Regions from separate parts of the Homo sapiens genome. Here region 2 is linked to region 1. Evidence: read pairs that join two places in POLR2A ChIA-PET (ENCODE). Cell type or tissue: CD4-positive, alpha-beta T cell. All regions are shown on one strand. Each heading gives the region's core, and the rest is flanking DNA. Links, peaks and the distances in the headings are about the cores only. Region 1 overlaps SAE1 (SUMO1 activating enzyme subunit 1). Region 2 has its middle 6.9 kb from the start of INAFM1.

The links. Peaks named below come from ENCODE experiments on the same cell type or tissue, not always from the same donor. Only the 100,000 strongest peaks of a DNase experiment are listed, where the experiment ranks them.
Region 2: POLR2A ChIA-PET joins it to region 1 with 5 read pairs; 8 of 35 experiments call an interaction of 5 or more read pairs at or near these places.

Annotation. Positions count from the first base shown.
Region 1 is chr19:47,167,166-47,180,259 of GRCh38, reverse strand. It overlaps SAE1 (SUMO1 activating enzyme subunit 1), which reads right to left. Exons shown (of 9, transcript NM_005500.3): 6 at 10,337-10,442. Among named protein-coding and RNA genes, the nearest start is that of SAE1, 43 kb to the right of the region's middle. In CD4-positive, alpha-beta T cell, for the core only: no CTCF peak of the experiment used is centred there; no DNase peak of the experiment used is centred there.
Region 2 is chr19:47,276,705-47,286,904 of GRCh38, reverse strand. No RefSeq gene overlaps it. Among named protein-coding and RNA genes, the nearest start is that of INAFM1, 6.9 kb to the right of the region's middle. RefSeq lists a cis regulatory region at 8,372-8,509. In CD4-positive, alpha-beta T cell, for the core only: no CTCF peak of the experiment used is centred there; a DNase peak (open chromatin) is centred at 6,494.

The DNA.
Region 1 (13,094 bases), core at 5,022-9,021:
GGAACCCTGGTTTCTCTTTAGTGAGGAAAGGTATTAACATCTTGGCATGAGTGCGTTCAGTGCTTCTGGGATGTCTCTGGGCATAAACCCTCTCAACAATTCTAGGAAACAATTCTAGGAAATAAACACGTGTAAAAGTGGATATGCATACACACATACATCTATTACTACATCTACGTATAAGAAACCATGAGTTCATCCAGATAACTTCAATTCCAATCCAATACCACATGGCTCCTTCTAGCCTTTCCCACTGTCCACATTCATAGGAACACCCTTTTCTGACAATAAGAAAACTTGATTCTCACTATTAACACTATACTTACCTATCTGCTCAATCTTAGAAGAACAGTAAGTAGTTTCAGAATTGCTAACCCCTATCACTGTGAAAAACAAACCTACTAGGCCAGGCAAAGTGGCTCACACCTGTAATCCCAACACTTTGGGCAGGAGGCTCACTTCAGCCCAGGAGACAGAGACTACCCTGGGCAACACAGTGAAACCCCGTCTCTACAAATAATACCAAAATCAGCTGGGTGTGGTATTGCATGCCTGTAATCCCTGCTACTTGCCTATAATCCCAGCTACTTGGGAGGCTGTGATGTGAGGATTGCTTGAGCTGGGAGGGAGAAGCTGCAGTAAGTTATGATCGTGACACTGCACTCCAGCCTGGGGTACAGAGCAAGACCTCATCTGAAAACAAAATCCCTACTAAGCAGAGTTCAATATTTATTTAGAGTTTTTCTTTTTTTTTTTTTCTTAAGATGCTCTGTCACCCAGGCTGGAGTGCAATGGAGCAACCTCGGCTCACTGCAACCTCTGCCTCCAGGGTTCAAGCAATTCTCCTGCCTCAGCCTCCCAAGTAGCTAGGATTATAGGAGTGTGCCACCATGTCTGGCTAATTTTTTTGTACTTTAGTAGAGACAGGGTTTCACCATGTTGCCCAGGCTGGTCTCAAACTTCTGAGCTCAGGCAATCCACCTGCTTCAGCCTCCCAAAGTGCTAGGATTACAGGCGTGAGCCATCGCGACCGGCTAGAGATTTTTCTTTCTTTTTTTTTTTTTTTTGGAGACAGAGCCTTGTTCTGTCGCCCATGCTGGAGTGCAGTGGTGAGATCTCGGCTCACTGCAAGCTCTGCCTCCCGGGTTCACACCATTCTCCTGCCTCAGCCTCCCAAGTAGCTGAGACTACAGACGCCCGCCACCACGCCCGGCTAATTTTTGTATTTTTAGTAGAGACGAGGTTTCACCGTGTCAGCCAGGATGGTCTCGATCTCCTGACCCTGTGAGCCACCCACCTCAGCCTCCCAAAGTGCTGGGATTACAGGCATAAGCCACCGCGCCAGGTGAGATTTTTCTTTACTTTGAGGGTATGCAGTCAAAATACTATATTGAACAGCTACTTGGGTTAGCTCCTTTTTCCTCCCTGCTTCAGTGCACAAATGTAATTTGAAATACAGTGCTTAACACATTTTAAAAGAAAAACGCAGGCTATGCACGATGGCTCATGCCTATAAACTCAGCACCTGGAAGGCCGAGGTGCATGGATCACTTGAGGTCAAGAGTTCGAGACCAGCCTGGCCAACATGGCGAAACCCTGTCTCCACTAAAAATACAAAAATTAGCCAGGCATGGTGGCGTGTGCCTGTGATCCCCACTACTTGGAGGCTGAGGCAGGAGAATTGCACGAATCCAAAAGGCGGAGGTTGCAATGAGCTGAGATTGCACCTGCAACTCCAGCCTGGGCAACAAAGCTAGACTCTGTCTCAAAAATAAAATAAACATAAACGAGTAAGCAAAGGCTTTGACCTGGGAAATGGGCTTCCCTTTCCTATGACAGTACTTTCCCCTAACTTGGCTGATTTGAGAAACCTGGGTGCTATAGAAAAATGCAGACATGCAAGTCACTCCTAGCTATCTGGATTCAGTAATGTGAGCTACAAGCAGGCACTCCGCATTTTTCAACGGTTTCCTCAGTGATTCTGACTGATAGATAGATAGATTTCTTTTTTTTTTTTGGAGATGGAGTCTTGCCCTGTCGTCAGGCTGGAGTGCAGTGGCGCGACCTCAGCTCACTGCAACCTCTGCCTTCCAGGTTTTCAAGCGATTCTCCTGCCTCCCCCTCCCGAGTAGCTGGGACTACAGGCGCACACCACCATGCCCAGCTAATTTTTGTATTTTTAGTAGAGATGGGGTTTCACTATGTTGGCCAGGATGGTCTCGATCTCTTGACCTCATGATCTGCCCACCTCAGTCTCTCAAAGTGCTGGGATTACAGGCGTGAGCCACCGCGCCTGGCCAGATTCTGATATTCTATCAATAGGGAAACCACTAGCCTGCTCTCTCCAAGCTCCAGTCCCCTCCGAGGCTCAGCCTCTATCCTGCTGGCCCTGTGCATGTGTTGCTCTGCAATATTCTTCCCTCTTTCCCACCTGGCAAATACCTGTTCCGAGAAATACAGCTCAGATCTCCCCTCCTCTGTCAAGACTTCACAACTCCCCAAAGATGGTCAGACCTTCAGTTTCCTAAGTTCCCATAATAAATTACTTTGATTATTATGGAATAATGCAAATGTATTTAAAAACAGAACAACGAGCCAGGCAGGGTGGTGCTTTCCTATAGTCCCTCTTTGGGAAACTGAGGTGAGAGGATTTCTTGAGGCCAGGAGTTCAAGGCCAGCCTGGGCAACATAGCAAGACCTCCCTGCCCCAATCTGTACAAACAGATTTTTTAAAATAGCTGGACATGGTGGCACACGCCTGTAGTCCCAGCTACTTTGCAGGTCGAGGTGAGAGGATAACTTGAGCCCAGGAGTTCAAGGCTATAGTGAGTTATGATTGTGCCACCACACTCCAGCCTGGAAAGCAGAGCAAGACCCTGTTTTGGGGGGGAAAAAAAACAAACAAAAACCAGGAACAACACATGATAGTTTCTATAGCCCTCTGTTATAGCTGTCCTCACAAGGAGTAGAATTATTTGTTTGTCTTTCACATTGGCAAGAACACTTATTCTATTCCTCTTCCTCTGATTAGTCCCAGCTATGAGATCTGGTACATAGCAGGTGCTCACAAAATGTTTGGTCTAAGAATATTTTCAGCTTCAATTCTGTGGCTCAAAGATGGTCTAAGTACTTTTCCATAACTCATCAGAACAGAGACTGAGCAAGTTAAGATTGCCAAGAATTCTCTGATAAGTATTCTCATCTTGAGATGAAGTCCATTTCTTCCTGCTCTAGGCTAAACCTGTATGTTATTGTTCATGCTGGTAAGTGAATGCTGTTTCCATACCAGACTCGGTATTTTTAGCACTCCTGTTATGATAAACTCACAGTAACCTCAAAAAGAACAAATCAAAGTCATTTTTTTGCCACAGGAAACCAGCTCACGCTTACTGTTTTGCAACATGCCATGGGAGAATAATAAAAAGAAGAGACCTTTTGCTCACAGATGGCGAGGCCAACTCTCAAGACAGTGGAAAAATGCAGCAGGAAGCGTACAGTCTGGCCACTAACTTATTAAGTAAACTGGAAAAACACCCAATATCTAAACATGGCAAGCACATGCATGCGGACAGCAGGTGGCTGAATTGTGAATGGGGCAATAAAAAACATCTACCTGTGAGTGAGAGCCCAGGGCAACATTGGAATCAAAAGCCTGATGGGTGCCACAGGGGTAGGCATGCAGGCAAAAGGACCCTGTGGGGACTCCAGTGGGCACACTACTCTCCCTCTACAATAGGGCAAATGACCAGACAAGCAAAAACCACTCATGCAAAAAATATTTATTTATTGAGCACCTACTATGTGCGCCATTAGGCAATAGTGAAACAAAATCAGGTTTCTTTGTGAGATATTCTTAGGTATGCATCCCAGCCAAGCACCTTGTCCCCACTAGGAATTCCTAAGGCATCGTCAGTCACATTAGTCATGTTCCTAGAAACAATTTTGGAAACAAATTCCAAGCACTGGGAAAAATGGAAAATAAGCATGCCTTTCAAGATGAGACTGGTCATAGATGACGGTACATCCAAAGGAATATAACATCATGCTGCCAAGAAAGCAAAAGAGGCCACTTTTGTATGTATGCTCTTCCCCTACCATTTACGCCATCAAGTGTACACAAGCAAGTTCCCAACCGGTGTTTCACAGTTTGATTACATAAACACAAATGATTATAATTGTTAACCATTGTTCAACAAGATACTAAAAAACTTAACAGTAGTTCTCCTAGAAATTTAGAAGACAAAAAAATGGGAAGGGTTTAACAAAGAAAACTTTTTCTGCCTTCAAAAACTTTGAAGACTTTTTACTATGATGCTTATCTAACAGAAATACAATTCAAATGTTTCTTGGGGAAAAAGAAGACAATTATCTGGGCCTGAATTCAGATAATCTTTGTGTCTAAAACTATCTGCACCAGAGTTTTTTCTACTATGGTGGTGATCCTGTTTCCCTAACTCACAGAACTCCAGATCTGAAATTTAATGAGATATATTAGTTTAGAGATATTTTATTTATTTTATTTTGAGACAGAGTCTCGTTCTGTTGCCCAGGCTGGAGTGCAGTGGCACGATCTCGGCTCACTGCAACCTTGCCTCCTAGGTTCAAGAGATTCTCTCACCTCAGCCTCCCAAGTAGCTGGGACTACAGGCATGTGCCACCATGCCTGGCTAATTTTTGTGTTTTTTAGTAGAGACGGGATTTCACCATCTTGGCCAGGCTGCCCTCGAACTCCTGACTTCAAATGATCTGCCCACCTCAGCCTCACAATGTGCTGGGATTACAGGCATAAGCCACCGCGCCCAGACTACAGATATATCTTAAATATGTTGAAAACTAAGTCCACAGGTAAAACAAACCTCATGGTCTAAATTCTGACTGTCTATAAAACCACGGATATGACTTTCGGCAATCACAACCATGCTCAACCTTGGTCTCCTTATAGGAAAATGGGATAACAACTATACTTCAAAGATTGTCACAAGACTGTGAGAAAATATATCAACTTAGGTGCCAGGAACATGGAAACAAGAGTAGTGCCTACAAAGTTTACCACTCAACTTGGATATCCCCCAAAGCCACCCTGCATCCTGAAATCAGAATGTTACTGAGGCTTGACTTTACAGTAGGCAAAAAAAAAAAAAAAAAAAAAAAATCAAGGCCACTTTTAAATTATTTCCACTTCTAATGTGCTAACTTTGATCTTAAAAATCCTTCCTGATGCTACACAATATGTGATTGTAAATGTTCTCACTGCCGGGCACGGTGCCTCACGCCTGTAATCTCAGCACTTTGGGAGACCGAGGCAGGAGGATCACCTGAGGTCAGGAGTTTGAGACCAGCCTGGCCAACATGGTGAAACCCCGTCTCTACTAAAAATACAAAAATGTGGCCAGGCGCGGTGGCTCACGCCTGTAATCCCAGCACTTTGGGAGGCTGAGGCAGGCGGATCACGAGGTCAGAACATCGAGACCATCCTGGCTAACATGGTGAAACCCCGTCTCTACTAAAAATACAAAAAAATTAGCCGGGCATGGTGGCGGGCACCTGTAGTCCCAGCTACTCGGGAGGCTGAGGCAGGAGAATGGCGTGAACCCGGGAGGCAGAGCTTGCAGTGAGCTGAGATCATGCCACTGCACTCCAGGCTGGGAGACAGAGCGAGACTCCGTCTCACAAAAAAAAAAAAAAAAAAAAAAAAATTTGCCAGGCGTGGTGACATATGCCTGTAATCCCAGCTACTCAGAAGGCTGAGGCAGGAGAATTGCTTAAACCTGGGAGGTGGAGGTTGTGGTGAACCGAGATCGCACCATTGCACTCCAGCCTGGTCAACAAGAGCGAAACTCCATCTCAGAAAAAAACAAAATAAAATAAAACATTGTATGATTATTACTGACCTATACGCTTAAGTTATAATGGTAAATTTTATGTTATGTGCTTTTCACCACACCAAAAAAAAAAAAAAAGAAAAAGAAAAAAGAAAAGAAATTTACTGCACATAGTTTTAATGTTTTGATTACCATATCCAAAGCCCTGGAACTCAAAACTGAAAAAGACAGATAATTAATGCCATCTGGGAGAGAGTGGTAAACATGATAGGATATATTATCCAGCAAAGGGTCATAGGCACTCATGAGACTGTTGCCATAATACCCACTGAGGGATGGAATTAAGGGTAAACAGGCTGGGCGAAGTGGCTCACGTCTGTAATCCCAGCACTTTGGGAGGCCGAGGCGGGTGGATCACGAGGTCAGGAGTTCGAGACCATCCTGGCTAACGCGGTGAAACCCCGTCTCTACTAAAAATACAAAAAATTAGCCAGGCATAGTGGCAGGCGCCTGTAGTCCCAGCTAGTCGGGAGGCTGAGGCAGGAGAATGGCGTGAACCCAGGAGGCTGAGCTTGCAGTGAGCTGAGATTGCACCACTGCACTCCAGCCTGGGTGACAGAGAGAGACTCCGTCTCAAAAAAAAAAAAAAAAGAAAAGAAAGAAAAGAAAGGAGTCAACTGGCCTTTGAGTTTAGCATAATCCAGTGGTTCTCAACTGGGGACATGTGGCAGTGGTGTCTGGAAACATTTTTTGATGTTAGAGCTGGGTGGGGAGATATTACTGGCATCTAGTGAGTAGAGGATAGGGGTGTTACTAAATATCCCACAGTGCACAGGACAGTCCCCCGTGACAGTGTTATCCAGCACAGAATGTCAGTAGTGTGCTGAAGTGAGGAAATCCTGATTTTATCCTCTGCAGTTTCCAGAGTATTTTCTCATCCATCTCAACATCACAGGGGTCATTGAACTGAGGGGACAAAACTGATATCTAGGAGCAAAGTGAATATTCAGTGCAGGTGCTACTGGACATCAGCATCAGAAGTTACGGGGTTGGAGGGGTGGACAGGTGGTTGAGGAAGAAACAGTAGCTATATGACTTCTGTGGCAGGCAGTGGTGCATGGTTGTTCCGAACAAGACTTTGGGCCGGGCGCGGTGGCTCACGCCTCTAATCCCAGCACTTTGGGAGGCCGAGGCAGGCGGTTCACGAGGTCAAGAGTTCGAGACCAGCCTGGCCAACACGGTGGAACCCTGCCTCTACTAAGAATACAAAAATTAGCTGGGTGTGGTGGTGCGTGCCTGTAGAATCGCTCGAACCCAGGAGGCAGAAGTTGCAGTGAGCCAAGATCGCCCCACTGCACTCCTACCTGGGTGATAGAGCAAGACTCTGTCTCTGGGGAAAAAGAAAAAGAACAAGACCTTTGGAATCAAAACAGACCTGGCTTCCAGTGGGCACTGCCATTTTGTTTTAGATGGGTGATCTTGAGCCACTGACTTTAAATTCCCTGAGCCTCAGATTCCCCTCTGTAGCTGGTGGTGTTAATAGCACTTGCCTGAGGGCCTTTGTGAGATGAAGGTGATATACATGGAAAACGCCCGGCACAGAGCAAGTCCTAGAGAACTCTGTCATCCGTGAAGATATGTGCTTTTTTTCTTTTCTCTTTTTTTTTTTTGGCGTGTACACTTTTCAACTCTGGAGTAGATGATCTGTGATTGACTCTGTTTCTCCCCCTTTTTTTTGGAGATGGAGTTCAGCTCTGTCACCCAGGCTGGAGTGCTTTGGCATGATCTCGGATTCTGCAACTTTTGCCTCCTAGGTTTAAGTGCTTCTGCCTCAGCCTCCCGAGTAGCTGGGATTACAGGCGCACACCACCTCATCCGGCTAATTTTTGTATTTTTAGTAGCCCAGCCCAGTTGACTCCTTTCATAAGCAGCAGTTAGAGATGCTCAAGTCAAACCCAAACCTTGGCAAATTAGCGCCATTGTTTCCTGAGGGCTTTCTATGTGCGAGGCAGTGAGCAACAAGCTTCTCCCAAAGGGCCCAGGCACTGTTCCCACATGGAAAAGACTCTGCTCTTACTGCTGGTGCCTCTTCCACACCTGATCCCACTATCAAGAGGAGGCATTTTCTGAGTGCAGCCCACTCACATGCAACACTCATTCCTGCTCAACCCATTTATTTCTACACAAATGGATATTCGGGACTTTCAAATAGTTCATCCAGCTGAGCGTGGTGGCTCACGCCTGTAATCCCAGCACTTCGGGAGGCCGAGGCAGGTGGATCATCTGAGGTTGGGAGTTTGAGGCCAGCCTGGCCAACATGGTGAAACCCCGTTTCTACTAAAAATACAAAAATTAGCTGGGTGTGCTGGTGGGCACCTGTAATCCCAGCTACTCGGGAGGCTGAGGCGGGGAAACTGTTTGAACCGGGAGGTGGAGGTTGCAGTGAGCCAAGATTGCACCACTGCACTCCAGCCTGGGTGACAGAGTGAGACTCCGTCTCAAAAAAATAAATGCATAAATAACATTAAAAAAAATACTTTTTAAAAAACTACCATGCCTGTAATCCCAGCACTTTGGGAGGCTGAGGTGGGCAGATCACCTGGGGTCAGGAGTTCAAGACCAGCCTGGCCAACATGGTGAAACCCTGTCTCTACTAAAATACAAAAATTAGCGCAGCCAGGTGCAGTGGCTCACGTCTGTAATCCCAACACTTTGGGAGACTGAGGTGGGCAGATCACCTGAGGTCAGGAGTTCGAGACCAGCCTGGCCAAGATGGTGAAAATACAAAAAAAATACAAAAATACTAAAAATACAAAAAATTAGCCAAGCGTGGTGGCAGGTGCCTGTGATCCCAGCTACTCAGGATGCTGAGGCAGGAGAATCGCTTGAACCTGGGAGGTGGAGGTTGCAGTGAGCCAAGATCACGCCACTGCTCTCCTGGGCAACAGAGTGAGACTCCATCTCAAAAAAAAAGAAAATTAGCTGGGCATGGTGGTGCCCGCCTGTATTTCAGCTACTCGGGAGGCTGAGGCAGGAGAATTGCTTGAGCCTGGGAGGCAGAGGTTGCAGTGTGCCAAGATCGTGCCACTGCACTCCAGCCTGGGCGACAGAGCTAGACTCCGTCTCCAAAAAAAAAATTAAAATAAAAATTAAAAGTGCCAGGTTTGCCAGGCGCGGTGGCTCACACCTGTAATCACAGCACTTTGGGGGGCTGAGGTGGGCGGATCACGAGGTCAAGAGAGTGAGCCCAACCTGGCCAACATGGTGAAACCCTGTCTCTACTAAAAATATAAAAATTAGCTGGGTGTGGTGGCACGCGCCTGCAGTCCCAGCTACTCGGGAGGCTGAGGCAGAAGAATCGCTTGAACCCAGGAGGCAGAGGTTACAGTGAGCCAAGATCACACCACTGCACTCCAGCCTGGGGACAGAGCGAGACTCCATCTCAAAAACAAACAAAAAAGTGCCAGGTACAGGAAGAACACTGAAAAGCCAACCAATACTTACTAACAGTCTCTTGACCACCAGCAAAGATGGACTGATAAGTAGTTCATTAATAGCAAGAGGAAAAACAACCCCACCTTTCATAAGCGTGAGGATGGTTTTGAGGCAGAGAAAGAATTCTGAAGAGGGGAACAAGCACTGGTGGCTTACGCCTTTAACTCCAGCACTTTGGAAGGCCAACGCGGGGATTTCACTAGAGCTCAGGAGTTCAAGTCCAGCCTGGCTACATGGAGAAACTTCGCTTCTACAAAAAAATACAAAAACTAGCTGGGCACAGTGGCGTGTGCTTGTAGTACCAGCTACTCAGGAGCCTGAGGCATGGGGAGCACTTAAGCCCAGGAAGTAGAGGCTACAGTGAACCATGATAGCGCTACTGCATTCCAGCCTGGGTGACAGAGCAAGACTCTGTCTCAAAAAAAAAAAAAAAAAAAAAGGCGGGGGGCGGTGAAGAGAAGTTGGTTGATCAGGCTTCACATGGTGGCTCATGCCTATAATCTCAGAACTTCAGGGCCTGGGCATCATGGTGAAACCCCATCTCTACTCAAAATACAAAAATTAGCCGGGCGCAGTGGTGCATGCCTGTCATCCCAGCTTCTGGGGACACTAAGACACCAGAATCGCTTCAACCCAGGAGGTGGAGGTTGCAGTGAGCCAAGATTGCACCCCACTGCACTCCAGTCTGGGTGACAGAGCAAGACTCTGTCTCAAAAAAAGAAAAAAGAAAAAAAAAGAGGTTTCTCAATCTGTGACCTGTAACACTATTACCATAAGGTCAACTTGACAGGGAGGTCATTTCAACAAGTAAAAAAAGGAGAAGTCATTAGAACCCAGAGCTCAATGGTAGACCTCACCCCCTTCAAGTGACCACCCCTTTCTCAAGTGATCACTGAGAACTAGCCAATGAAGAATGCCACCCAAGGCAAACATCACAAAACCATCTGGACCTTGCAACCACATTTGCAGAAATCAGAGCCAAAAGCTCTCCCGGGGTAAGTTGTGCTTTGAGACCTCACCTTGAAGGAGAAAGTAGTCGGAGGTCGTGCGCTTCAGAGCAGCCTTTGCTTTCTCACTGCTCCAGTCCACCTCCAGGGCTTCTTTAACAGGGCAGAAGACCACCTTCTGTGGAAAAAAGGCAGAACTGCTTAGGAATAACATATGCTGGCTTCCAATCACAAGGCAGTTGCTCTTCTCTATTGCAGAAAAATCTCATTATTTAAAGTTTACTGACCATTAAAAGAAGCAGGGGCCATTTGATCCAAGAAATGCTTATTGAACACTCACTGTGTGCTTCTGTAGAGGCTGGGGATGGACAACACAAACTCCCTGCACTGAAGGAAGACAGAGCCAAGCTTCCAAAGACCTGCTTCCACTCTGGCCCTTTAACTCTCACTGGGCCAGGCGCGGTGGGTCACACCTGTAATCCCAACACTTTGGAGACCGAGGCAGGCGGATCACATGAGGTCAGGAGTTCGAGACCAGCCTGGCCAACATGGTGAAACCCCCGTCTCTACAAATATACAAAAATTAGCTAGGCATGCTGGCGGCCGCCTGTAGTCCCAGATACTTGGGAGGCTGAGGCAGGAGAATCGCTTGAACCCAGGAGGTGGAGTTTGCAGCGAGCCAAGATCGCGTCACTGCACTCCAGCCTCTGGATGAAGGAGTAAGACTCCTCAAAAAAACCAAAACAAAACTAAAAAACCTCTGGCTGTATTCATACTACAGGAATACTTCCACAATGAGGGGCAAGAATGTAAGTCTAACAATATTCTATAAAACATTTTTGTAATAGTAAACAAAAACAAAAATTAAATGTTTCTTGGCAGAGGAATGGTATAATGATGATGGATGACATAATAAATAACAGCAAGAGAAACAATAAAAGGGATGGGACAATGCTCCAGGTTGTGGAAACAGGAACAGCATTTGCAAAAAGCCCAGTAATAGGCAGAAGGATGGCTAGGACCTACAAAGCTCAATCAAATTATCTTGATAAATGCAATGACATATATTTTACTTTGAAATACCATTTACAAGTCCAGGCACAGTGGCTCACGCCTGTGATCCTAGCACTTTGGGAGGCCGAGGCGGGTGGATCGCCTGAGGTCAGGAGTTCAAGACCAGCCTGACCAACATAGTGAAACCCCGTCTCTATTAAAAATACAAAAATTAGTTGGACGTGGTGGCAGGCACCTGTAATCCCAACTACCTGGGAGGCTGAGGCAGGAGAATCGCTTGAACCTAGGAGGGGGGAGGTTGCAGTGAGCTGAGATCGCGCCATTGCACTCCAGCCTCAGCAACAAGAGCGAAACTCTGTCTCAAAAACAACAACAACAACACATTTATGGCTGAGTGTGGTGGCTCACTTTTGTAATCTCAGCACTCTGGCAGGCCAAAGTGGCATGATCACCTGAGTCCAGGAGTCAAATAACAGCCTGGGCAACAAAGTGAGACCCCAATCTCTACAAGTTAGCTGGGTGCAGTGGCATGCACCTGTGGTACCAGCTTCACAGGAGGCTGAGGCAAGAGAACTGTTTTAGCACAGGAGGTCGAGGCTGCAGTGAGCCAGATCGTACCACTGCACTCCAGCCTGGGTGACAGAAAAAACAGAGAGAGAGAGAAAAAAATACAGACTGAAATATTTGGAAATGACACATGTGGCATCATGCTGGGACCACTTTCACAAATGGTTCGCATATAAACACACATACAAAAAAACAGTTTTTTGTTTTAAACATTTTTTTTTTCCAGACAGTCTCCCCCTCTGTCACCCAGGCTGGAGTGCAGTGCATGATCTCAGCTCGCTGCAACCTCCGTGTCCTGGGTTCAAGCAATTCTCGTGCCTCAGCGCCCCCAGTAGCTGGGATTACAGATGCATGCCACCACGCCCAGCTAATTTTTGTATTTTTAGTAGAGACAGGATTTCACTATATTGCCCAGGCTAGTCTCAAACTCCTGACCTTAGGTGATCTGCCTGCCTCGGTCTCCCAAAGTGTTGGGATTATAGGCGTGAGCCACTGTGCCTAGCCAGAAAAAAGCAGTTCTTAGAACTAGCTACCCTTAAGAAGTTTAAGATAGCCAAGCTGGGGGAACACTGTTAGATCCCGTCTCTAAAAAAAATTATTTTAGGCCAGGCGTGGTATAGACTCTGTGTCTCTATATTTTAAAAAGGTTGGTGGTGGGCGGTGGGGGGGATGCAAATAATTTCAAACTTACAGAGGTGTCTTTCTTCCTCCCTCTCTCTCCATACCCTCCCAACCAGATATTTAAAGAACAGAGAGACAAGATGATAACAGCATAATTTGGGAAGCTAAGTGAACCAAGATCTATCAGTTACCAGGCAGTTTACAAAGCTTGCTAAGGATGCATATAGATTTGACAGATAAAAGTTCAAATTGTTGGCTGGGCGCAGTGGCTCACACCTGTAATCCCAGCACTTTGGGAGGCCAAGGCGGGCAGATCACAAGGTCAGGAGATCGAGACCATCCTGGCTAACATGGCGAAACTCCGTCTCTACTAAAAATACAAAAAAATTAGCCAGGCGTGGTGGCAGGCACCTGCAGTCCCAGCTACTCGGGAGGCTGAGGCAGGAGAATGGCGTGAACCCATCGTGCCACTACACCCCAGCCTGGGGGACAGAGCGAGACTCTCAAAAAAAAAAAAAATACAAAAATTATCTGGGCGCAGGCCGGGTGTGGTGGCTCACACCTGTAATCCTAGCATTTTGGGAGGCCAAGGCGGGTGGATCACTAGAGGTCAGGAATTGGAGACCAG
Region 2 (10,200 bases), core at 4,172-8,171, 110 kb before region 1:
CTCTTGACATGCCCACCTCGGCCTCCCAAAGTGCTGGGATTACACGAGTGAGCCACCGCGCCCAGCTTTTTCATTATTTTTTAAAGACACAGTCTCACTCTGTCACCCATGATGGAGTACAGTGGCAAAATCTCAGCTCACTGCAACCTCTGCCTTCTAGGTTCAAGCAATTGTCCTGCCTCAGACTCCTGAGTAGCTGAGATTACAGACACCTGTCACCACGCCCAGCTAATTTTTGTATTTTTAGTAAAGACAGGGTTTCACCATGTTGGCCAGGCTGGTCTCAAACTCCTGACCTCAAGTGATCCACCCACCTCGGCCTCCCAAAGTGCTGAAATTACAGGCATGAGCCACCTCGCCTGGCCTCCAGATGATTTAACAGTCCTCTTTAGAATAGGGACACACTTGTCACATATTGCTGTCCCCCCTTTAAGGGACCTCAGTCTCCCAAGGAAACTTATTTGCCTGTTAAACTCACTTCATGGGTACATTTGGTGTTGTTTGTTTGTTTGTTTTTAGACTGAGTTTAGCTCTACGGCCCAGGCTGGAGTGCAGTGACGTGATCTCAGCTCACTGCAAACTCCTCCTCCCAGGTTCAAGTGATTATCCTACCTCAGCCTCCCAAGTGGCTGGGATTACAGGTGCCCACCACCAAGCCTGGCTAATTTTTTTTTTTTTTGTATTTTTAGTAGAGACGGGGTTTCATGAGAATTGCTTGAACCCGGGAGGTGGAGGCTGCAGTTAGCGGAGATCGTGCCACTGCACTCCAGCCTCGGCGATAGACTCAAAAAACAAAAAACAACAAAAAAAGGCACTAATTCCAAAAGGCCACACCTCCCAATATCATCACATTGAGGATTAGGACCAACCACTGTCTCCATCCATTCAGCGCTGCTATAAAATAATACCACAGGCCGGGCGCAGTGGCTCACAACTGTAATCCAAGCACTGTGGGAGGCTGAGGCGGGTGGATCACGTAAAGTCAGGAGTTCGAGACCAGCCTGGCCAACATGATGAAACCCTGTCTCTACTAAAAATATAAAAATTAGCCGGACGTGGTGGCGGGCACCTCTAATCTCAACTACTAGGGAGGCTGAGGCAGGAGAATCATTTGAACCCAGGAGACGGAGGTTGCAGTGAGCCGAAATCATGCCATTGCATTCCAGCCTGGGTGACAAGAGCAAAACTTCATCCCCCCAAAAAAATACTACAGGCTGGGTGCAGTGGCTCACACCTGTAATCCCAACACTTTGGGAAACTGGGAAGCCAAGGCAGGTGGATCACCTAAGGTCAGGAGTTTGAGACCAGCCTGGCCAACATGGTGAAACCCCGTACCTACTAAAAATACAAACAAAAATTAGCCAGGCATGGTGGCGGGTGCCTACAATCCCAGCTTCTCGGGAGGCTGAGGCAGGAGAATCGCTTGAACCCGGGAGGCTCAGGCTGCAATGAGCTGAGATTGCGCCACTGCACTCCAGCCTGGGCAACAAGAGTGAGACTCTGTCTCAAAAATAAATAAATAAATAAATAAAAATAAAAAATAAAATAACACCACAGCCTGGGTAATTTATAAAGAGAAATTTATTAGCTCATGGTTCTAGAGGCTGGGAAGTCCAATGTCAAGGTACTGGCAGGTTGGGTGATTCTGAAGCCAAGATACCTCCTTGAATTTATAAAGAGAAATTTATTAGCTCATGGTTCTAGAGGCTGGGAAGTCCAATGTCAAGGTACTGGCAGGTTGGGTGATTCTGAAGCCAAGATACCTCCTTGAATTCCTGCTCCACAGAGCAGGAATGCTTTATCTTTACATAGCAGAGAGCAGAAAGGCAAAGAGGCAAAAGGGGGCTGAACTTGCTCTTTTATAATAGTATTCATCTCACCCAGGTGTGGTGGCTCACACCTGCAATCCCAGCACTTTGGGAGGCCGATACAGGTGGATGGCTTCAGTCTAGGAGTTCAAGACCAGCCTGGCAACATAGCAAGACCCCCCATCTCTTCTAAATATTTTAAAAATTAGCTAGACATAGTGGTGCATGCCTGTGGTCCCAGCTACTTGGGAGGCTGAAATGGGAGGATCGCTTGAGCCCAGGAGTTCAAGGCTGCAGTGAGCCATGAGCAGGCCACTGCACTCCAGCCTGGGCAACAGGGCAAGACCCTGTCTAAAAAAGAAAGAATGAAAGAGTCTTGAGACTAGTAAGTTTGAGGATCGCTGCTCTATGTACAGCTGAGGTGAGTAAAGGCAATAGCTAAACTACACACACGCGCACACACACACACACACACACACACACACGTCTCCACCTCTCATCCCCACACTCCTACCTCCCACATCTCTGGAAGTGTCTGCAAACTCCCAGCAACTAAATGTAAAAATATAGATTAGTTTCCTCTGCTCAAAGTAGACAGGCGACCTCTAGTGGACAAAAAGGGTATTGATTGACAGCACACTATTTCTTTGCTGATTTTGTGGAGTCCGCTGAAATTCTAATAGCAGAGGGCACAGATGTCGCCTGAAATGAGAACTTTCTTTCAGTATATAAACCTTAAACCCTGCACCATGCCTCTTCTCATACACGTTCTCACACATGCACACACACACACACAGACCCACAGTCACACTCAATGTACAATCACACACAGACTCAACTAGACATGCACGCATACTTTTTTGACACAGGTCCTCGCTGTCACCACCCAGGCTGGATTGCAGCGGTGCAATTACAGTTCACTGCAGCCTTGACCTCCTAGGCTCAAGAGAGCCTCCTGCCTCAGCCTCCCAAGTAGCTGGGACCACAGGTGCACGCCACCGCACCCCGCTAATCTGCTAATCTTTTAATGTTTTGTAGAAACTTGGTCTTGCTATATTGCCCAGACTGGTCTTGAACTTGAGCTGAAGCAATCCTCTCACCTCGGCTTCCCAAAGTGCTGCGATTAGAGGAGCAAACACACTTTTATACACCCAATCACACAGATGCACACTGAAACAGTCAAATACACACATTCACACTTACATACTCACACTCACATATACACACTCAGTCACACAAAAACCACACCCTCATGCACAGACACACTCATCCAGGCCGTCACAAACACAAACACGCATTCGCCTAACCACACAACACTAAAAATAGCATGTCATTGACAATGGGAACTTACTAAATGAACGTCATTCTCTACTTTTAAAAAATTACCAGAAAGTTAGTTTTTTCCCTGAGCCATTAAATAAATGTTGAGCAAATAATTAAGATGAATCTAGGTTTGGCAGTGGGCCAAATTACAGGTCCGCAAGCCCTTAGCAGGAGTCCTTGGGGACAGATGAGTTGCAGAACTCAGAATTGTTCCAATTTTAGAAAGGCAATTTTGAGTGAATACCATGCATTATGTAACACTCTCAGAGGCCTGATGCAGGCGCCCCCTTCTCTCCCATCAGACGTGGTAATATTTTTGCAGCAAAAAATGTGAATATTCAGGGCTGGGCATAGTGGACGTGGTGGCTCACGCCTGTAATCCCAGCACTTTGGGAGGCCGAGGCGGGTGGATCACCTGAGGTCAGGAGTTCGAGACCAGCCTGGCCAACATGGTGAAACCCTGTCTCTACTAAAAATAAAAATTAGCCAGGCGTGGTGGTGCGTGCCTGTAATCCCGGCTACTCGGGAGGCTGAGGCAGGAGAATCGCTTGAACCTGGGAGGCGGAGGTTGCAGTGAGCCCAGATCGCACCATTGCACTCCAGCCTGGGCAACAAGAGCCAAACTCCGTCCCAAAAAATATATATATATATACAGATTTTGTTTGGTAGTTCCTCCATAAATGAAACACAGATTATCAGGCGGGGCATGGTAGCTCATGCCTGTAATCTCTTACACTTTGGGAGGCCAAGACAGGAGGATCACTTGAGCCCTGGAATTCAAAACCAGCCTGGACAACATAGGGAGATCCTGTCTCTACAAAAAAATAAAAATTTAGCCAGGCATGGTGGCGCACACCTGTAGTCCCAGCTCCTCAGGAGGCTGAGGCAGGAGGACTGTTTGAGCCCAGGAGTTGGAGGCTGCAGTGAGCTATGACTGCATCACTGAACTCCAGCCTGGGCAACAGAGCGAGACTCTGCCCAAAAAAAAGTTCAAACAAAATATTGTACATGCATGCTCACAGCAGCACTATTCACAATAGCCAGAAGGTGGAAGCAACCCAACTGTCTATCAACAAATGAACGGATAAACAAAATGTGCAAAATGTGGCCTATCCATACAATGGAAATTTTTTTTGGAGACAGAGTCTCACTCTGTCGCCCAGGCTGGAGTGCAGTGGTGCGATCTCAGCTCACTGCAACCTACACCTCCTGGTTCAAGCAATTCTCCTGTCTCAGCTTCCTGAATAGCTGGGATTACAGGTGTGCACCATTACACCTGGCTAATTTTTGTGTTTTTAGTAGATACTGGGTTTCACCATGTTGGCCAGGCTGGTCTTGAACTTCTGACCTCAGGTGATCCACGCACCTCGGCCTCCCAAAGTGCTGGAATTACAGGCATGAGCCACTGCGCCCGGCCAATGGAATGTTATTTAGCCATAAAAAGGAATGAAGCAGGCGGGCACGGTGGCTCACCCCTGTAATCCCAGCACTTTGGGAGGCCGAGGCAGGTGGATCTTGAGGTCAAGAGATTGAGACCAGCCTGGCTAACATGGTGAAACCCCGTCTCTACTAAAAACACACAAAAAAACTAGCTGGGCGTGGTGGCATGCGCCTGTAGTCTCAGCTACTAGGGAAGCTGAGGCAGAAGAATCACTTGAACCTGGGAGGCAGAGGTTGCAGTAAGCCGAGATTGCACCACTGCACTCCAGCCTGGTGACAGAGCAACACTCCGTCTCAAAAAAGAAAAAAGAAAAAAAAAAACAAGGAATGAAGCACTGATACTTGCTTTCACCCAGAAAAGCCTTGACAACAGGACGCTGCGGCCGGGTGCGGTGGTGCGGTGGCTCACGCCTGTAATCCCAACACTTTGGGAGGCCAAGGCGGGCGGATCACCAGGTCAGGAGATCAAGACCATCCTGGCTAACACAGTGAAACCTCGTTTCTACTAAAAACACAAAAAATTAGCCGGGCGTGGTCGCCAGCACCTGTAGGCCCAGCTACTCAGGAGGCTGAGGCAGGAGAATGGCATCAACCCGGGAGGCAGAGCTTACAGTGAGCCGAGATTGCGCCACTGCACTCCAGCCTGGGCGACAGAGCGAGACTCCATCTCAAAAAAAAAAAAAAGAAAAGAAAACATGACTCAAGTGAAATAAGCCAGACACAAAAGGCCCTGTATGTTATGATTGCTTTTATATAAAATGTCCAGAACAGGCATATTTATATAGACAGAAAGTAGATGAGTGCTCGCCAGGGGCTGAGGGGAGGGGGAATGGGGAGATGGTGTTTAATGGGTACGGGGTTTCATTTTGGGAAGACGAAAACATTTTAAAGATGAATGGTGGTGATGGTTGCACAACACTGTAAATGTACTTAGTGCCACGAAACTGTGCACTTTAAAGCAGTTAAAATGGGCCAGGCACAGTGGCTCATGCCTGTAATCCCAGCACTTTGGGAGGCCGAGGCAGTGGATCACCTGAGGTCAGGAGTTTGAGACCAGCCTGGCCAATATGGTGAAGCCTCGTCTCTACTAAAAATACAAAAATTAACCGGGCATGGTGGCACATACCTGTAATCCCAGCTACTTAGGAGGCTGAGGCAGGAGAATCACTTGAACCTGGGAGGTGGAGGTTGCAGTGAGCAGAGATCGCCCCACTGCACTCCAGCCTGGGTGGCAGAGCAAGACTCTGTCTCAAAAAAAAAAAAAAAGATGGTAAGATGATTAAAATGGTAACCTTTATGCTATGTGTATTTTTATCAGTATACACACACAACACACACACTTTTTTTTTTTTGAGACAAGGTCTCACTCTGTCACCCAGACTGGAGTGCAGTGATACAATCACAGCTCACTGCAGCCTCAACTCCTTAACTCAAGCAATCCTCCTGCCTCAGCCTCCAGAATAGCTGGGACTACAGGCACAAGCCATCACGCCTGGCTGATTTTTTATTTAGTGTACAGATGGGGTCTCGCTATGTTGCCCAGGCTAGTCTTGAACTCCTGAGCTCAAACATTTCTCCAGCCTCAGCCTCCCAAAATGCTGGGATTGCAGGTATGAGCCACCATGCCTTGCTTTTACTTTTTTCATTTTAAAAAAAAAAGTTTATTTTTATTTTGTAGAGACGGGGTCTCACTATGTTGCCCAGGTTGGGCTTGAACGCCTGGGCCCAAGTGATATTCCTGCCTTGGCCTCCCAGGGTGCTGGGAGGTGATCGCAGGTGTGAGCCTCTGCACCCAGCCCACACACGGATTTTTGACCACTTCTCCCCTCCTCCCCAGCCAACACTCTAGCACAGCCACCATGGTCTCTCACCTGAACCAGGGCGGTGGTGTCCTCATTGGGCTCCTGGCTTCCACCATCGCCCCCTGCAGTCCATTCTCCACATCGCAGTCAGAAGGTCTTGAGATCTGAATCAGCGCACACCCTCCTCACCTCAGAAGCCTCCCATGGCTCCCACCTCATCCAAAGTGCACATTGTGGCCGGGCACAGTGGCTCACGCCTGCAATCCCCGCACTCTGGGAGGCTGAGGCGGGTGGATCACTTGAGGTTAGGAGTTTGAGACCAGCTTTAGCAACATGGCGAAACCCTGTCTCTACTAAAAATACAAAAATTACCTGGGTGTGGTGGCACGTGCCTGAAATCCCAACTACTCAGGAGGCTGAGACTCGAGAGAATCACTTGAACCAGGGAGATGAAGGTTGCAGTGAGCCGAGATCGCGCCACTGCACTCCAGCCTAGGTGACAGAGTAAGACTGTCTCAAAAAAAAAAAAAAAATTGCATTCTGTGGTCCATGAGGCCCTGATCAAGCTGCCTGTCCTCTCTTGCCTCACCTCCTCCTCTTGCTCTCCCCACTCCCTCTTGCTTCAGCCACTCTGGCCTCTTCGCTATTCCTTCAACAAGCCAGGCACACCACCCCGAAGGTTTTTGCACTTACTGTTCCCTCAGCCCCCAGAGACCTGCCAGCCTCACCCTCACCAGTCTTGGGCTTCTACCCAGTAACCACACCCTCCATCATCCCCATCACCCTTACCCTGCTTTCACTCAAAGTTATGAATCACATTTCTTGTCTTTGTCCCCGCTAATATTTAGTTCCATTAAGAACAGGAATTTTTTTTTTTTTTCTTTGAGACAGAGTCTCACTCTGTCACCCAGGCTGGAATGTAGTGGTGCAACCTTGGCTCACTGCAACTTCCCCATCCTGGATTCAAGCAATTCTCCTGCCTCAGCCTCCCAAGTAGATGTGATTACAGGCACCCACCACCACGCCCAACTAATTTTTGTATTTTTAGTAGAGACGGGGTTTCACCATGTTGGCCAGGCTGGTCTGGAACTCCTGACTTCAGGTGATCCGCCCTCCTAGGTCTCTCAAAGTGCTGGGATTACAGGCATGAGCCACCGCACCCGGCTATTAACTGAATTTCTTGTCTGTGTTCCCACTAATATTCAGTTCCATTGAGAGCAGGAATTTTTTTTTTTTTGAGACAGGGTCTTGCTCTCTTGCCCAGGCTGGAGTGCGGTGGTACAGTCACAGCTCACTGCAACCTTGACCTCCAAGCAATCCTCTCACCTCAGCCTCCCGAGTAGCTGGGACTACAAGGCATGCACCACCATGCCCGGCTAATTTTTGTATTTTTTGTAGAGACAGGATCTCACTATGTTGTTCAGGATGGTCGCAAACTCATGACCTCAAGTGATCCTCCTGCTTTGGCCTCCCAAAGTGCTGGGGTTACAGGCATGAGCCATCACGCCCAGCCGAGAGCAGGAATTTTTGCCTGTTTTATTCACTCCTGTGTCTCCAGTGTTTAAAATAAGCTTTGGCACACAGCAGATGCTCAAAAAATAATTGTGGGTTTTGGGTGGGTTGTTTTTTTAGTTTTTTAGAGACAGGATCTTGCTGTTTCCCAGGCTGGAGTGAAGTAGTGCAATCATAGCTCACTGCAGCCTCGACCTCCTGGACTCAAGCAATCCTCTCCTCTCAGCCTCCTGAGTAGTTGGGACTACAGGCATGCACCACCACACCCAGCTAATTTTTTAATTTTTTGTCCAGATGAAGTCTTGCTGTGTTACACAGACTGGTCTCTAACTTCTGGCCTCAAGTGATCCTCTGGCTTTGGCCTCCCAAAGTGCTGAGATTACAAGCAAGAACCACTGTGCCCAGCCTCAAAAAATATTTGTTAAAAGGAAGATTAAACAATGGAGACCAAAAGAGAAACCAAGAGAAATAGGAGGAGAAAAGGAAGAGATAAAGGGAAGGAGACAGGGGACACTGAGACTAGGGACCTGGAAGCTGTGGGGTGCGGGGGCAGGGGAAGGGGAGCAAGGTGGAAGAAAGTGTTGGGGTAAGATAAGTGTGGAGGAGAGAAGAAAGAGAATCAGCTGGGGCTGGGCACAGTGTCTCACGCCTGTAATCCCAGCACTTTGGGAGGCCGAGGCGGGAAGCTCACTTGAGGTCAGGAGTTCAAGACTAGCCTGGCCACTCTGGTGAAACCCTCTCTCTATTAAAAATACAAAAATTATACGGGCATGGTGGTGGGCGCCTGTAATCCCACCGCCACTGCACTCCAGCCTGGGTAATAGAGCAAGACTCCATCTAAAAAAAAAAAAAAAAAAAAAAGAACGAGCTGGGGACAGAGAGCAATAGGGAGGACACAGAATGAGCAGAATGAGTCAGAGACATACAGAGTGGGAGAGAGAAACAATACCAAGAGACACCAGAGAGATAAACAGGACACAGAAAGACTGAGACGCAGAGAGACAAACACAGAAAGAGAAAAGAGCCAGGACACACAGCAACAAGGAAACGAAAGAGTAGGAAAAAATGGGGCTGGGAGAAGAGAGATGAAAACCAAAGAGAGGGGGGCCAGTGGGAACCGAAATGGAGAGGCCCCTCCCTCAAACTCACCATTTGCTGGTGGCCAGGGCTTTGGACTGACTTGCTATCCCCAGAGGATCCCAGCTGGGGCTTTTAAACCCTGAGGGACAGAGGTGGTGGAGAGAGAGAACATGTGACATCGTTCTCAGGGCTTGAGATCACCAGTTTATTTATTCCTCAGAGCAAGTCTATGAAGAAGTACCATTAGCATCTTCATTCTACAGAACCACAGAGGCAGGGCCAGGCACAGTGGCTCATGCCTATAATTCCAGGGCTTTGGGAAGCCAAGGTAGGAAAATCACTTAAGCCCAGGAGTTCAAGACCAGCCTGGCTAACATAGTGTGAAACCCCATTTCTATTAAACAAACAAACAAAAAATGCTTAAAAATTTTAAATAAGTTATAAGGCTGGGTGCAGTGGCTCACGCCTGTAATCCCAGCACTTTGGGAGGCCAAAGTGGGCAAATCACCTTAGGTCAGGAATTTGAGACCAGCCTGACCAACATGATGAAACCTCGTCTCTACTAAAAATACAAAAATTAGCCAGGCGTGGTGGCGGGCGCCTGTAATCCCAGCTACTCAGGAGGCTGAAGCAGGAGAATGGCATGAACCCAGGAGGCGGAGCTTGCAGTGAGCCGACATTGCACCACTGCACTCCAGCCTGAGCGACAGAGCAAGACTCCGTCTCAAAAGAAAAAAAAAAAAAAGAAACAGAGGCCGGGTGTGGTGGCTCATGCCTGTAATCCCAGAATTTTGGGAGGCCCAAGTGGGCAAATCACGAGGTCAGGAGTTCGAGACCAGCCTGGCCAACATGGTGAAACCGCGTCTCTACTAAAAAATACAAAAATTAGCCAGGCGTGGTGGCAGGGGCCTTAATCCCAGCTACTTGAGAGGCAGAGACAGGAGAATTGTTTGAACCTGGGAGGTGGAGGTTGCAGTGAGCAGAGATCGAGCCATTGCACTCAAGCGTGGGGGACAAGAGTGAGACTTCTCTCAAAATAAAAATAATAAAAAATAAAAATACAAAAAAAAAATTAGCTGGGTGTGGTGGTGGGCACCTGTAATCCCAGCTACTCAGGAGGTTGAGGCAGGAGACTCACCTGAACCAGAAGGCGGAGGTTGCAGTGAGCAAGATCATGCCACTGCACTCCAGCCTGGGCAACAGTGCAAGACTCCATCTCAAAAAAAAAAAAAAAG